Regions from separate parts of the Homo sapiens genome. Here all the other regions are linked to region 3. A link is a contact called in ENCODE Hi-C or POLR2A ChIA-PET data. All regions are on one chromosome and are shown on one strand. Each heading gives the region's core, a stretch centred on a gene start or an enhancer-like site at or near the end of the contact. The rest is flanking DNA. Distances are from core to core; before and after follow the strand shown. Region 1 has its middle 45 kb from the start of UBE2E1. Region 2 overlaps UBE2E1 (ubiquitin conjugating enzyme E2 E1). Region 3 overlaps UBE2E2 (ubiquitin conjugating enzyme E2 E2).

Evidence for each region. A loop is a pair of places that touch in the nucleus more often than their neighbours do. ChIA-PET counts read pairs that join two places held with the same protein, here RNA polymerase II (POLR2A). Pooled maps may share reads with other maps.
Region 1: a loop to region 3 is called in a pooled map, with 5 times the contacts of the local background. The contact joins two enhancer-like sites. A Hi-C loop is called at or near these places in 2 of 37 single-sample maps with no recorded cell type and 3 of 50 pooled maps. POLR2A ChIA-PET finds 5 or more read pairs at or near these places in 1 of 52 experiments (OCI-LY7).
Region 2: a loop to region 3 is called in a pooled map, with 2.5 times the contacts of the local background. The contact joins two enhancer-like sites. A Hi-C loop is called at or near these places in 2 of 50 pooled maps. POLR2A ChIA-PET finds 5 or more read pairs at or near these places in 2 of 52 experiments (AG04450 and OCI-LY7).

Annotation. Positions count from the first base shown.
Region 1 is chr3:23,759,133-23,763,267 of GRCh38, reverse strand. No RefSeq gene overlaps it. Among named protein-coding and RNA genes, the nearest start is that of UBE2E1, 45 kb to the left of the region's middle. RefSeq lists a silencer at 1-2 and enhancers at 1,748-1,867, 1,968-2,017, 1,602-2,238, 2,239-2,875, 3,388-3,557. Within about 2 kb of position 2,072, at least 4 of the 41 ENCODE cell types and tissues checked have a DNase peak (open chromatin) inside an H3K27ac peak, as active enhancers do; they include OCI-LY7, where a contact is called at or near this core.
Region 2 is chr3:23,827,810-23,832,118 of GRCh38, reverse strand. The region is part of intron 3 of UBE2E1 (ubiquitin conjugating enzyme E2 E1); the gene reads right to left. Among named protein-coding and RNA genes, the nearest start is that of UBE2E1-AS1, 23 kb to the right of the region's middle. RefSeq lists enhancers at 581-630, 1,151-1,360, 2,280-2,709. Within about 2 kb of position 2,443, at least 2 of the 41 ENCODE cell types and tissues checked have a DNase peak (open chromatin) inside an H3K27ac peak, as active enhancers do.
Region 3 is chr3:23,340,107-23,344,142 of GRCh38, reverse strand. All of the region lies in intron 3 of UBE2E2 (ubiquitin conjugating enzyme E2 E2), which reads right to left. Among named protein-coding and RNA genes, the nearest start is that of UBE2E2, 140 kb to the right of the region's middle. Within about 2 kb of position 2,707, at least 3 of the 41 ENCODE cell types and tissues checked have a DNase peak (open chromatin) inside an H3K27ac peak, as active enhancers do; they include OCI-LY7, where a contact is called at or near this core.

The sequences.
Region 1 (4,135 bases), core at 823-3,322, 420 kb before region 3:
TGATCTGCGTTAGGACTCACCTCCTCCCACGACCCTCTGCAAAGCAGCAGCTGTCCAGAGAAAAAGGAGTGCGCTGGGTCTGGCAAGCAGCTCAGTTCTTTCCTTCCACAATTGTCCCTTTGAATTGAGGAAAGCGAAAATAAAGTTTTCAAGGCCAATTTCACAATTTCATCTTCTGTGAAAAGCAAAATCAACGAGGCTATGAAAAATTACAAGCAGTTAAAACACTTTCATGTCGTCTTTCCCAGAGAGAGAGAGAGAGAGAAAGAGAGGAAATCAGACTGCTTTGTTCAAAGCAACGGCCAACTCAAGCCCTTTTTTTTCTTTCTTTCTTTTCCTTTTTTTTTTTTTAAACACATCTGGTCTCAATCTTTATACACCAGTGGACAAAAGCAATTAGACAGCTCTGTTTTCCACGTCATAATAATGGAAGTCATATATTTTCCATGGCTGTCTCATTTGGTTACCCAGCTCTGCAGAAATGGACTAAATGGAATTTAAAATGTGGGTCTTTTCTTGACAGTGTTGTTAGTGACCTGAGGGATAAGTGCTCCAGCATCTTCTAGAACCACCAGAAGTGAAAGAATAGATATTGCAAGTGTAGGCAAATAAACCTCAACGTAATTTACATGCCTGTGGGACAGGCCCTTCACAATCCTGTCTTTCCAACAAGCCCGGGGGGACAGGGATGCCTTTTTAGGATGGGTTCAGATTTGGAACGATCTCTTGACAAATCTGCTAGAGGATGCTAGAGGAGCTTTCATTTAAGGTGAAACTTCCGCTTTCTCATTGTATTGGTGAGAATTCTCTTGGTTGCCAGGGAGAGTCAACCTAACCCAGCCTGAGTAAAACAGAGAATTGGTTCGTATAACTAACCATAAGAAGACGAATCTGGTCAGACTCAACTGATTCCGAGGCTTCTTGCAATGCTATCTTCTTTTCTGCTCCCTCCACCTCTCCCGAGATTAGCAACTCCAAGAAAAGGATTGGCTTGGTATCAACAGTTCCAGCAATAATTCTGTAGTTATTCTCACTAAGTCAGGTGCCCATCCTTAAAATGGCTACAGGCTTGGGTCAGTGGTCCATTCCTGAAGATGAGAGTGGGGTCTGCTCCATCAAACCACAGGACTGAGATTGGGTAGGGCCTGACTCCACGAAAGAAAATTGTGTTTCAGCTTCAAAAGAAGAAGGGATGGATGCAAGATGCCATAGCTAGCCTATGTGGGACCCTTGTGAGTTGGAAACAGGCACCCCCTCCAGGCTGATGCAGACCTATGCCCCCACTTCTTGGGGAGCAGATGGCACCTTTGACCTGCCTTCCTCTGGGCAGAAGAAAACCCACACCTAGGACAGATAGTTGAGTGAGCAGAACTAAAGGTGGATATTGACTCAATTGACTCCTTGGCAGGACAACATTGTGCTGTGTGACAGACACCTGAACACTGTAAGTGGTGGCACTGGTGGGCAGGAAAACCAACATATGTCCTCCACATCCACCCCCAACCATTCTAAAATAGATGCCTTACCCCAAGTTTTCTTGCCTGACGTGCTTAAACTGTGGCTTATTCATTAGAACGTGCACATCAGCCATTTTACAACTAAATGTTTGCTCAAACTTGGGTGTGTGATGTTAACCCATAGAGGGAGCACTGGGATGGAAAAGTCCAGACCTGGGGCCCAGGAGGCCTGGGATTGATTGCAGCTCTGTGTTTACTATGAGGGCATACTTGCTGTAGTCCTGAGGCTTTTTTAGATATCAGCTTCCTCATTTGTAGGATAAGGGGACCCTTCCCAAAATCCTTCCTTCCTACTCAAGGTCCAGATTAGAAGGAGGCCTGTGGTTTGGGGGTCTTTCTTTTCTCCCAGTTTCCCACTGTTTGTGCCAACAAGTATAATTCTACCTCCAGCCCCCTTCCCCCAGCTGGTCTCCTCAGAAGAAGTTGGTGAAGTTGGTGGTTTTACCGCATTTAGTCGGTTTTACCGCATTTAGTTGGTGGTTTTACCGCATTCACAACAAGAAGTTGTGAAGTTGCTGGTTTTACCGCATTTAGTCACATTTGATCACCTCCAGCTCCCCCTTCAGCAGGTTGTAATTTCCCTCCCAAAAGACATTGGTGATACACAAACCCCCTTTTGCCTGTTAGGCAAATTAGCACCCACTCACCAACCTGGGCCCCTGCAGAAGCTGGCTGGGGACAAACACAATGCATTTGAAAGACCTGAAAATGCAAAGCTCAGCAGTGGCTGACTTCTGTCCCGTGAGGGTCAGGCCCTCTCAGCCTGAGCAGAGGGAGGGCCATTAAACAGGGGCATCTGCAGCAGAGGAAGGGACCCTGCCCTGTAAACCCAACGTTTCCTGCTGCAGGGGGCCCCTGCCAGTGCTGAGAATAGACTTACAGGGAAGAAGTATTCTTCATCATCTTATATGCGGGCACTTAACAGCCTCTTTGCATTTGCCAACCACAAATTCTAGCGCCAAGCACAGAACCCCACACATATCCTATCTCCTCTGTTAGTCTATCAGAACCAAATTTCCTTTTAGGTCATTGTGCCTGGCCCCCGCCACTTTGGCCTGCAATAGTGAGGGCAGAGTGACTAGGTTCATCTCTGCCAGAGCTGCTGGGGGAGGGCTTGGGGACCATGTAAAATGTTCTTTGGGGTGAGTTAGTCTGCTTCTATCTTACCACTCACAGTCAAATTGGTCTTCCAAGGCCTAGAGACTCTGAGTGGGGTTAATCAATGCCTATGGGTGCCACTGGGTGCCACTAGTGGAATATTTTGGGGTCCAAACAACCAGTCATACACATAAAAAAGACCTGTTAATAATTTCTGCTTTATCATTCAGTGTCTTTGGGAGTTCAGAGCATACACAGGGAAATATAATAATGCTGATGCCTATATTTATAGAATACCATTCTGTCCTCATAGCGCTTTTATAGCGTGGATAGTTTAGTAGTTAAATGCTTGAAGTAAATCTTGACTCCTCCAAAGACTAAGAAAACTTCAGTACATTACTTAACATCCTGGAGCCTCTGTTTGCTTCTCTGTAAAATGCAAGATAATAACAGCCTTTACCTTTACAAGTCTGGGGAGAGTTAATTGCAGTGGTCTATGTTAAGCTCTCAACACATGGTCAGACATAGAATGATGGTTCAATACATGTTAGTGACTACTTTTTTTTTTTTTTTTTTTTTTTTGAGACAAAGTTTTGCTCTTGTTGCCCAGGCTGGAGTGCAGTGGCGCAATCTCAGCTCTCCAAAACCTCCACCTCCTGGGTTCAAGCGATTCTCCTGCCTCAGCCTCCCTAGTATCTGGGATTACAGGCGCCCACCACCATGCCCAGCTAATTTTTGTATTTTTAATAAGGACAGGGTTTTGCTATGTTGGCCAGGCTGGTCTTGAACTCCTGACCTCAGGTGATCTGCCCACCTCGGCCTCCCAAAGTGCTGGGATTATAGGCGTGAGCCACCACACCCAGCCATGACTACTATTATTATCCATGAACTCATTTGACTATAAGAATGACTTGTTGTGAAGTTGGTTGGACTGGGATATTTTCCTCTTCTGATAAGTGAGGAAAGTGAGATCAGAAAGTAAAAAGCAAGCATGGGGCCAGAGGAAGCGAAGGAGAGAGAGAGGGGCTCATAGGATTGGGAGATGGCTAACACGAGCAAGGAGCATCTAAGGGGACAGGCCCACCCTCTTGCCACAGCAGCTTTAAGTTTCCTACTGTATGCAAGGGAGGGGTCCTGACCTGCAGAATACTGACACCAAGATAAAGTCATTTAAATTAAACCTACTTACTGAAGGGACTGAAACTTTACAGTAAATAGAGGGGAAAAAAATAGATTAGCATTTTATTTTGAAAAAAAGGACACCTTGGCCAGGTGCGGTGGCTCACAACTGTAATCCCAGCACTTTGGGAGGCCGAGGTGGGTGGATCACCTGAGGTCAGGAGTTCAAGATCAGCCTAGCCAACATGGTGAAACCCCGTCTCAACCAAAAATACAAAAAAATTAGCCGGGCGTGGTGACGGGCACCTGTAATCCCAGCTACTAGGAAGTCTGAGGCAGGAGAATCGCTTGAACCCTGGAGGCAGAGGTTGCTGTGAGCCGAGATGGCGCCACTGCACTCC
Region 2 (4,309 bases), core at 1,194-3,693, 490 kb before region 3:
ATGGCTGACATGATCCATATGCTCACAGAGCTTAAAGTATTGAACAAACTCAAAAAGCCAATTATTAAAGCTAAATAAATGACTAAGTTTTCTTCCTTTAGAAAAAAGTATTTGGCTGGGCATGGTAGCTCATGTCTGTAACCTCAGCACTTTGGGAGGCGGAGGCGGAGGCAGGCGAATCACCTGAGCTCAGTCAGGCATTCAAGACCAGTCTGGCCAACATGGTGAAACCCTGCCTCTACAAAAAATACAAAAATTATCCAGGCATAGTGGCGGGCACCTGTAATTCCAGCATTTGGGAGGCTGAGGCAGGAGAATGGCTTGAACCTGGAAGGCAGAGGTTGCACTGAGCTGAGATCGCACCACTGCATTCCAGCCTGGGCAACAGAGTGAGACTCTGTCTCACAGAAAAAAAAAAAAAGAAATACAAAACTTAGCTGGGTGTGGTAGCACGTGCCTGTAGTCCTAGCTACTTAGGAGGCTAAGGTGGGAGGGGATCACCTGAGCCTGGGACATCAAGGCTGCAGTGAGCTGTGATCACACCACTGCACTCCAGCCTGGGCAACAGAGTGGGACCATGTCTCGAAAAAAAAAAAAAAAGTATTCATTTTGTTAAATATTTTGTCAAACTAGCTCCCAATATTAGTGTCATCTGGACCCTTTCACTTTAATTACCAAAATAGCTGACTGATCCAAAACTCAATCAAGTTAGACTAACTGGTCCCTCGCCCAAGAGTTTTACAACTGGCCAAAAGTAAGTTTCTCTCTGGGTGCCTGTGGTCATGTTCTTCAGGCAGGCTGTGGGCAGCCAGGAGCAATCTGCGATGTGAGAAAAAATAAAGCGCACTTGGAGTGAGAGCATAGATGAGAGTTGGAGAGAATTCCTGGTTTCTGTTGTTTCTGATATCCAGAACATTTCAGTTCCTGGGTTATCAGACACACACTCAAATATCCCTATAATATTATCTTTTTATTTAAATGAATTAATTAGACTGCTGTTACCTGCAACATAAAGAGTCTTAGCTAATAACAAAAGTGGTATCAGAATGACTAATTCTCTCCAAAGTACAGTGGTTGAGTATCGGCCCTGAAGCCAGATCACGTGGGTTCTTCTGGCTTCTCCACTTACTAAGCTGCACATAACCTTAATGTTGATTTCATAATCTGTAAAATGGGATTACATGACCACCAACAGGAATGGTTTAAGTTTTAAATGAGTTTCTAATGTTCAAAGTCCTTAGAACAAAACTTGACCCACAGTTAAGACCGCAACAGAAGTTAGCTATCACCACCACCTCCAAGGGGGATCTAAATTCTACGATATACTGATTTGCTGATGTTTCAATGAGACCACTCATCTGGCTTGACACATTCCCTACTGTACACATGATACACAGAGAGCATTGACAAGGCCACTCTTAAACAGGGACAGTTTCCACATCCAGGTGAATCAAGAAGAGTAATAAGGTAAGGAAGAGAGAAAAAGCAGTGGCTGGATTCTCCACAGCTCCAAGCATCACACTGTTCTCTCATAAGGAGCTTCTACACAACCAAAACCCCAAACCTGCCCCCACCCCAATATTGAGTCACACTGCTCTTCCTTTGATGCTGTTGGTTCTATAAGCCTGAAGATTTTTATGCATTTTTGGATCCAACAGATGACTTCAGCTTGCCAAAAACAAACAAAAACAAAAACAAAAAAATGAACCCACTCCCGACTGGTATAACTCTTAAAATCCTTTATTATTTGTGATTTTTATTTTTGTGTGTGATGGGGGTAGGGCAAGAGATGAAGGCTGCTGACCTTTGTGAACCCTAAATCTATTTATAATACATATTGACTAAGACTCCCTCTATCCACTCCATGCTCTTGTCAGGGGATATTATAAAGGGCTCAGAATAAATTAAACACCATCCTGAAAGGCTACTTAACTAGAAGCAAGCATGGCCCAGAGATCAAGCACATGCATGTAAGAATTAGAGGAGCCTAAAGAACCAGGAAGTAGTTAAAAAGAAAAAAGGAAAAATAATATATGCATGATTTTTCCAAAGATATTTTCTTGACAAAGTATCTTTTAAATTATTCTAGAACCAAAATTCCAGGTGTAGCTAGCTAGGTAATAAGAAGGAGTGGAGGGAAGGGGGAGGAAGGGAAACATGTGGCATACCCATATCCTGACAATGCCAGGGTTTCTCTACAGAAATTCCGAAATAGCAGCAAACTCCTCAAGAACCCAGGCCAACAGAGCCAATCAATCCATGCTTATCAACTCACAAATTTGCTGAAGGCTTTCTCCTTTTATCTGCTTCTCTTTCAGACATCTCTTATTTATAGAAAGTAGTGAGCTAAGCCTGAGGGGAAAACCAAAGTCCCCATTTCTAACCGCTCTTCTAGACCCCTTTCCTTTCTCAGTTCCTCTTTCCTTTCTCCTTCTCTTATTAGCTCGACCTCAACCTTTTCCTTGGACTCCCTAAATCTGTAAACTTTCCCACTTCAGCACTTTTCCAGGAGAGGGGCAGGTATGGGGGCTCAGGCTACTGGTAAACCCCGTGCTTTGGGAGGTTGAGGCAGAAGGACTGCTTGAGACCAGGAGTTTGAGACTAGCCCAGGCAACACAGCAAGACCCCACCTCTCCAAAAAAATTTAGAAAACAGCTGGGTCTGGGTGTGGTGATTCACACCTGTAATCCCAGCACTTTGGGAGGCTGAGGCAGGAGGATCATCTGAGCTTAGGAGTTCCAGACCAGCCTGGGCAACATAGTGAGATCCTGTCTCTATTAAAAAAAAAAAAAAAGCTGGACTTTGTGGAGTGCACCTGTTGTCCCAGCTACTTAGGAGGCTGAGGTGGGAGGATCGCTTGACCCCAGGAGTTCAAGGCTGCAGTGAGCTATGATCACACCATTGCATTCCAGCCTAGGCAACAAAGCGAGGCCCTCTCTTTTTTTTTTTTTTTTGAGGCCCTGTCTCAAAATAATAATAATAATAATCCTCCATCTTATCAAAAATAAGAACTTATTTTCAAGAATCAAAGAAAAAAATAAAAAATACAAGACGGAGAAACTGCCCCTTCTGCAACTGCCACCCCCCTCTAGCTACAGCTTGTCAGAACCACTGGAGGGCTTTTATTTTTCACCCCAAATTTGCTAATCTCTCCTTCCATCCACCCTGTCCACTGAAAGTAAACCCCTGTTACTTATTGATGGACATTTTCCCTCTTCCTTAGGTGTGCTGGGACAGGCACAAGCCTGGAAATCACCAGACTAGAGTGTGAGACAAATCTGAGGAAAACACTGAAATCACATAAGGTTTAGATGAAATTGAACTATGATAAAAATTATAAACAAATTTACATCTTAGGTCATTAACGAACCTTTATATAATGTCTTGTTCAGTAGCTATGTAACGTTTATTTTATATTGAAAGCATCTATCACACTTTTGTATCTCCAGATGATCTAATTCAGTGCTATGCACACACAGACACCCATAAATGCTCAGTTTGTAATTTGAGTCAAATAAAATTTTTCAAGTCTTCTGTTCTGATGGTGACTCTAATGTTTTATTGCAAAAGTAACTTCTATCTATATGCATCAACTCCAACGCCTTTACCAGCAACTGCTTCGATTAGCACTGGTAAATATCCAAATAATGATCCCATTTTCTCATAGATTTAAATACCTAACTTTTTAATCACTAAGTATACTGTGTATCTTCTCAAAAATTAAACCTATATTTAAAATGTTATATTACATTTACATACAATATAGAAATTGATCTTTTTACACAATGGAAGATTAAAACACTGTATTTATGATTTCATTGCTTCAGCCTACATGTTTCTGTGATTGATGGTAACATCTAAATGAAGTAACTGGTAACATTTATACAACTACTACTAAATGCTGTATTTTAATTTGTTTCAGTAATCATTCATACTTTTTAGGCATCTTCTGGTGTTAGGTACAAGAAATAAAAATAATCATATTTTTTAAAAACTCGGTCTTGACAGAGAGACAAACACAAATGACCGTAACTCAATGTGATAAATGTTTTAAAGAGGTATGTATTTAAAGTGCCCTGGGACACAGATGAGAGCTGTGTGGAGTGAATCATTTTTATCAGAGCTTTGAAAAATAAAAAGCAAAGAAGCTGGGAGAGAGAACATCCTAGGGGGCATACTGAAAACAGCAAGTTACAGAGAGAGGAAATAAGATGGAAATATAAAAGCTGGGATCAGGTTGTAGGGGATCTGAATACTACATAAGATTTTGGGCACTTAATTCTAAGGGCAGTTAGGACCTTAGATTTTT
Region 3 (4,036 bases), core at 1,458-3,957:
AAACTCCTGATAAATCAGGACTGAAAAAAAATCAAATCAAAGTAGCTAATTTGCAGAATAATTAGCACAGTACATCTGCAAATTTAAAGAGAGTTCACTTGAAAACTAGATTTAGTTGATATTTCTGGTTTTTAAAATCCATTTTGAATGATAAAAGTAACAAATGATTTAAGTCCAAACTGAGAACTACCCATAAACATAGAATGAATTATGATATAATCACACAATGGAATATTACACAGCAATAAGAATAAACTACAACTACATAAAATAAGTACGAATCTCAAACAATATTGTGCAGAAGAAACCAGACATAGGAAAGTAGTACTGTATAATTCCACTTATGTACAGTCCCAAAACAGTCAAAACTTATCAATGGTGTGAGAAGTCCAGACAGTGGCTAAGTGAAGGAGGCACGAGGTCTCCTTGGAAAGGAGGGCTGGCAATGTTCTTTTTTTAAATCTGGCACCGATTACACAGATGTGTTCACTTGAGGAGCATGCCACATACTTCACAAAAGTTTACTTTAAAAGTAATACACATGTTCACTTCAGAACTTTTTTTCTTTTTTTAGATGGAGTCTCTGTCGCCCCGGCTAGAGTGTAGTGGCGCCATCTCGGCTCACTGCAACCTCTGTTCCCCAGGTTCAAGCGATTCTCCTGCCTCAGCCTCCTGAGTAGATGGGACTACAGGTGAGTGCCACGACACCCAGCTAATTTTTGTATTTTTAATAGAGATGTGGCTTCATCATGTTGGCCAGGCTGGTGTTGAACTCCTCACCTCAGGTGATCCACCTGCCTCAGCCTCCCAAAGTACTGGGATTACACGCGTGAGCCACTGCTCCTGGCCAGAAAGTTTTTAAATTGAATATACTACATATTCAGTCTTGCGTCTTGCTTTTTTTTTTCCATTTTAGACTAAGTCCTAAGTACCTTTCCATGTCACAATGTTTCATGAACATGTTAACTCCTTCATGTACCTTAAGATATTTTAAAAATAAGAAAATGTAGTTTGTATATGTATGCATTCACATATATATATACATACTAATATGTAAGGTTTTAACATAAAATAGCAGTTAAAGACCCAATATAGGGTAAGTTTTAAGAGTTTTTCATGTCAGACCACTAGTTATGCTACCAAAAGAATAAGCACCATTCCTCCAGCACAGCAACAATAACAGCAGAAGTTCCCCACCCCCAAAAAAGTATTATCTTCAAAATTTGTCCTAAAATAACAATTCTTTTAACTTTAAGAATGGTTTCAATAGTTTGGTTGCAATAATTTTCCACAGCTATGAAGCAGAAAAAAAAATATAAAAGTTTATTCTTGGGTTTAGGACTTATTAAGAAAATTTCCCCTCCCATTTCTATCAAATTCACCTGATCAACGCAGGGTGATGCTAATACTCATTTATATTCCATAGTATTTCCAAGAAAATATACATGTATGTATTCTTGGTGTCAGGAACCAAGTCAGGAATGTTTAAATATACACATACGAATAAATAATAAAGCCAACTACAAACAAATACATTGGTGTACTGCAGAATGCATGTGCATTCTATAACCAGGGGCATAGTTTATGTAGTGTGAAAATGTAGCCTACGACCACAGAAAAATTCACACAATCTCATAGAGACTAAAGTGAAATGTTTATAAGCACGGAAGAGAACATTTTTATCTGCGGAAGGAAGAGCTCTCCTATCATATCCCCTCCTGTGCTAAATAAACTATGCAATCAAATAAGCTAAGGTCCTGGGCAACATGGAGAAACTCCATCTCCACAAAAGATTTGATGGATGGTACTGTGTGCCTAGAGTCCCAGCTATTTGGTAGGCTGAGGTGGGAGGATCACTTGGGCCCAGGGGCTTGAGGCTGCAGTGAGCCATGATTGTGCCACTGCACTCCAGCCTGGGCAACAAAACAAGACCCTGTCTCAAAAAAAAAAAAAAACTAAACTAAATCAAAGTACCCCCCATAATGCTTAAATCCTCTTTTTAGCTAGACAGAAATAAATAGTGTTTCTGTCAATAGCTTTCCTCCCTCCTCCAACTAACCTAAATGAATTTGAAATTTCAAAGTCTCCACTGTAAACAATACATTTTGTAAACACCTAATGCTTGGGCAAGAAATCAACAAATGTTTGTTCTCTTTTACTTCCCTACTATCAATTATTAGTTTTGTTATATGGAACTATGTATACATAATTACTTAATCTTTGAAGTCTTTTGTGGTTTGGGTCTTGGTTTTGTCATAATTGTTTACATCTTCTCATTGATTCCTTTTCAGAACTAAGATAAACTGATACACAGCTAGCTGACTGCTGTTTACTTTTCACAAAGAAAAAATTGGCCAGATACTTTTGCAAGCAAATAGTTTGATCAATTACTACACTATTAAAATTACTAAAGTATTTTTAGAAAAAAAAAAGAACGAGAAGAAGGAAGTGAAAGAAAAGAGGGGAAATGATTATGCTTTAGAATACAGTTTATGCAGATAAGAGTAGCTGTGGGAGACACAGTTTTAAAATGCTACCTTTAATTTCTGTTCACAGCTGTCAGCTGGATAAGATGCTCAAATGCAGACCCTAAACCTAAGCTTACCTACACTCAAACCTTTAGCTTGTGGTCTTGAAGATTCTAGGTGAAGACACAACTAGAAAAACATATACTGTATTTATAACTACCAGAGTTCATATGTCCAAAATGAGACCTACAATGCCCTCAAGTAGAATCTCAATAGTGTGGCTTTGGGTAAATTTATCTAATTATACTTCAGTTTCTTCATCCACACAATGTGGATAAGATGAGTACTTAAACAACTGTAAAGATTAAATGAGTTAATGGGTTCCTGTCTGGCATACAGGAAGTGCTCTATAAAAGTTCATCATTGTTACTATAAGGAACATCACCACCAATAAGATAATTTGTTGCTTCCCAGTCTGCTCTTTAGGTCTGTAGTCTTACCTCCAATATTTAATGCTGCAGTTGGGTGAAAAAAATAGACTTTTAGGCTATTAGCAAGACTTACACCTTTTCAATGCAAGGCTCCTGATTCTGTGAGCATAAACTTCTTGGAACCATGGTCTGCATTTCAAAAGAAACATTCATCATTTTTGTGGCAAAGATCATTTGATGTACTCACTTATATAAGCAGAATTTCTAAGGAATCTAAAACTCTCCCACTGGTGTTGGTGCCTCATTCCTGGTGGGGGGAGTACGAAAACAAAGTGTAGGAATTGAGGAAACACAACAGAAGGATGAAAGTATATTGCTTGAATAGAAGGCAAAGAAATGGTTTATATACCGACTTTAAAGATCCTACTTAACATGACCATCCTTTTCACATGTTTCTGACTTTCAGTATTTCAGAGTTAACAAACACACCTATTGCTCCCAGCATTCAGTCTTCCCTGTTTTGACTGACTTACAGGCTACATCAGGAAATTTATTTCTAATGCAGTCCAAGAAGGGTTTCCAGGGCTAAAGATTTCTTTTTTCTTGTTTTAAAATAATTCCCACTATGGACCCACTCAGCATCTTTTTCTTTAAAAAAATTAAATGGTTTTCACGTGTCTTTTTAGAATGTCTCTGTTTAACATTTTAAAACATGTATTTTAGTGTAGTTAAGCACATTTATTTAAAGGATTAGGTGTGACTGTGTGCTTCATAATGGCAACCTGTAATTATTTTTATAATCATCAACTGTTCAGATTTCATATTTATATTTTCCAGAGCATGACAGGCACTTGCTTCACAAGAAGAAAAAAATATAGTGCATAGTAGATGCAAATTATTTTTCCTCACTTTTCCATAACCAATTTATAAATACTCTGTATTTTAGCTAAAAATTTAATGTAAATAAATGTTAAAAACTGTGCATTCTGAAAACATGATTATCAAACAGGCAAAAAGAAAAAATTTTAAAGAGTAATGGCTCTTTACAATTCAGTAGAATATATACATCTTTTATTCATTACAGTATTGTGGGAAAATCTGGAGCCTGACATACAGACACAGGTTAAAATGTCACCT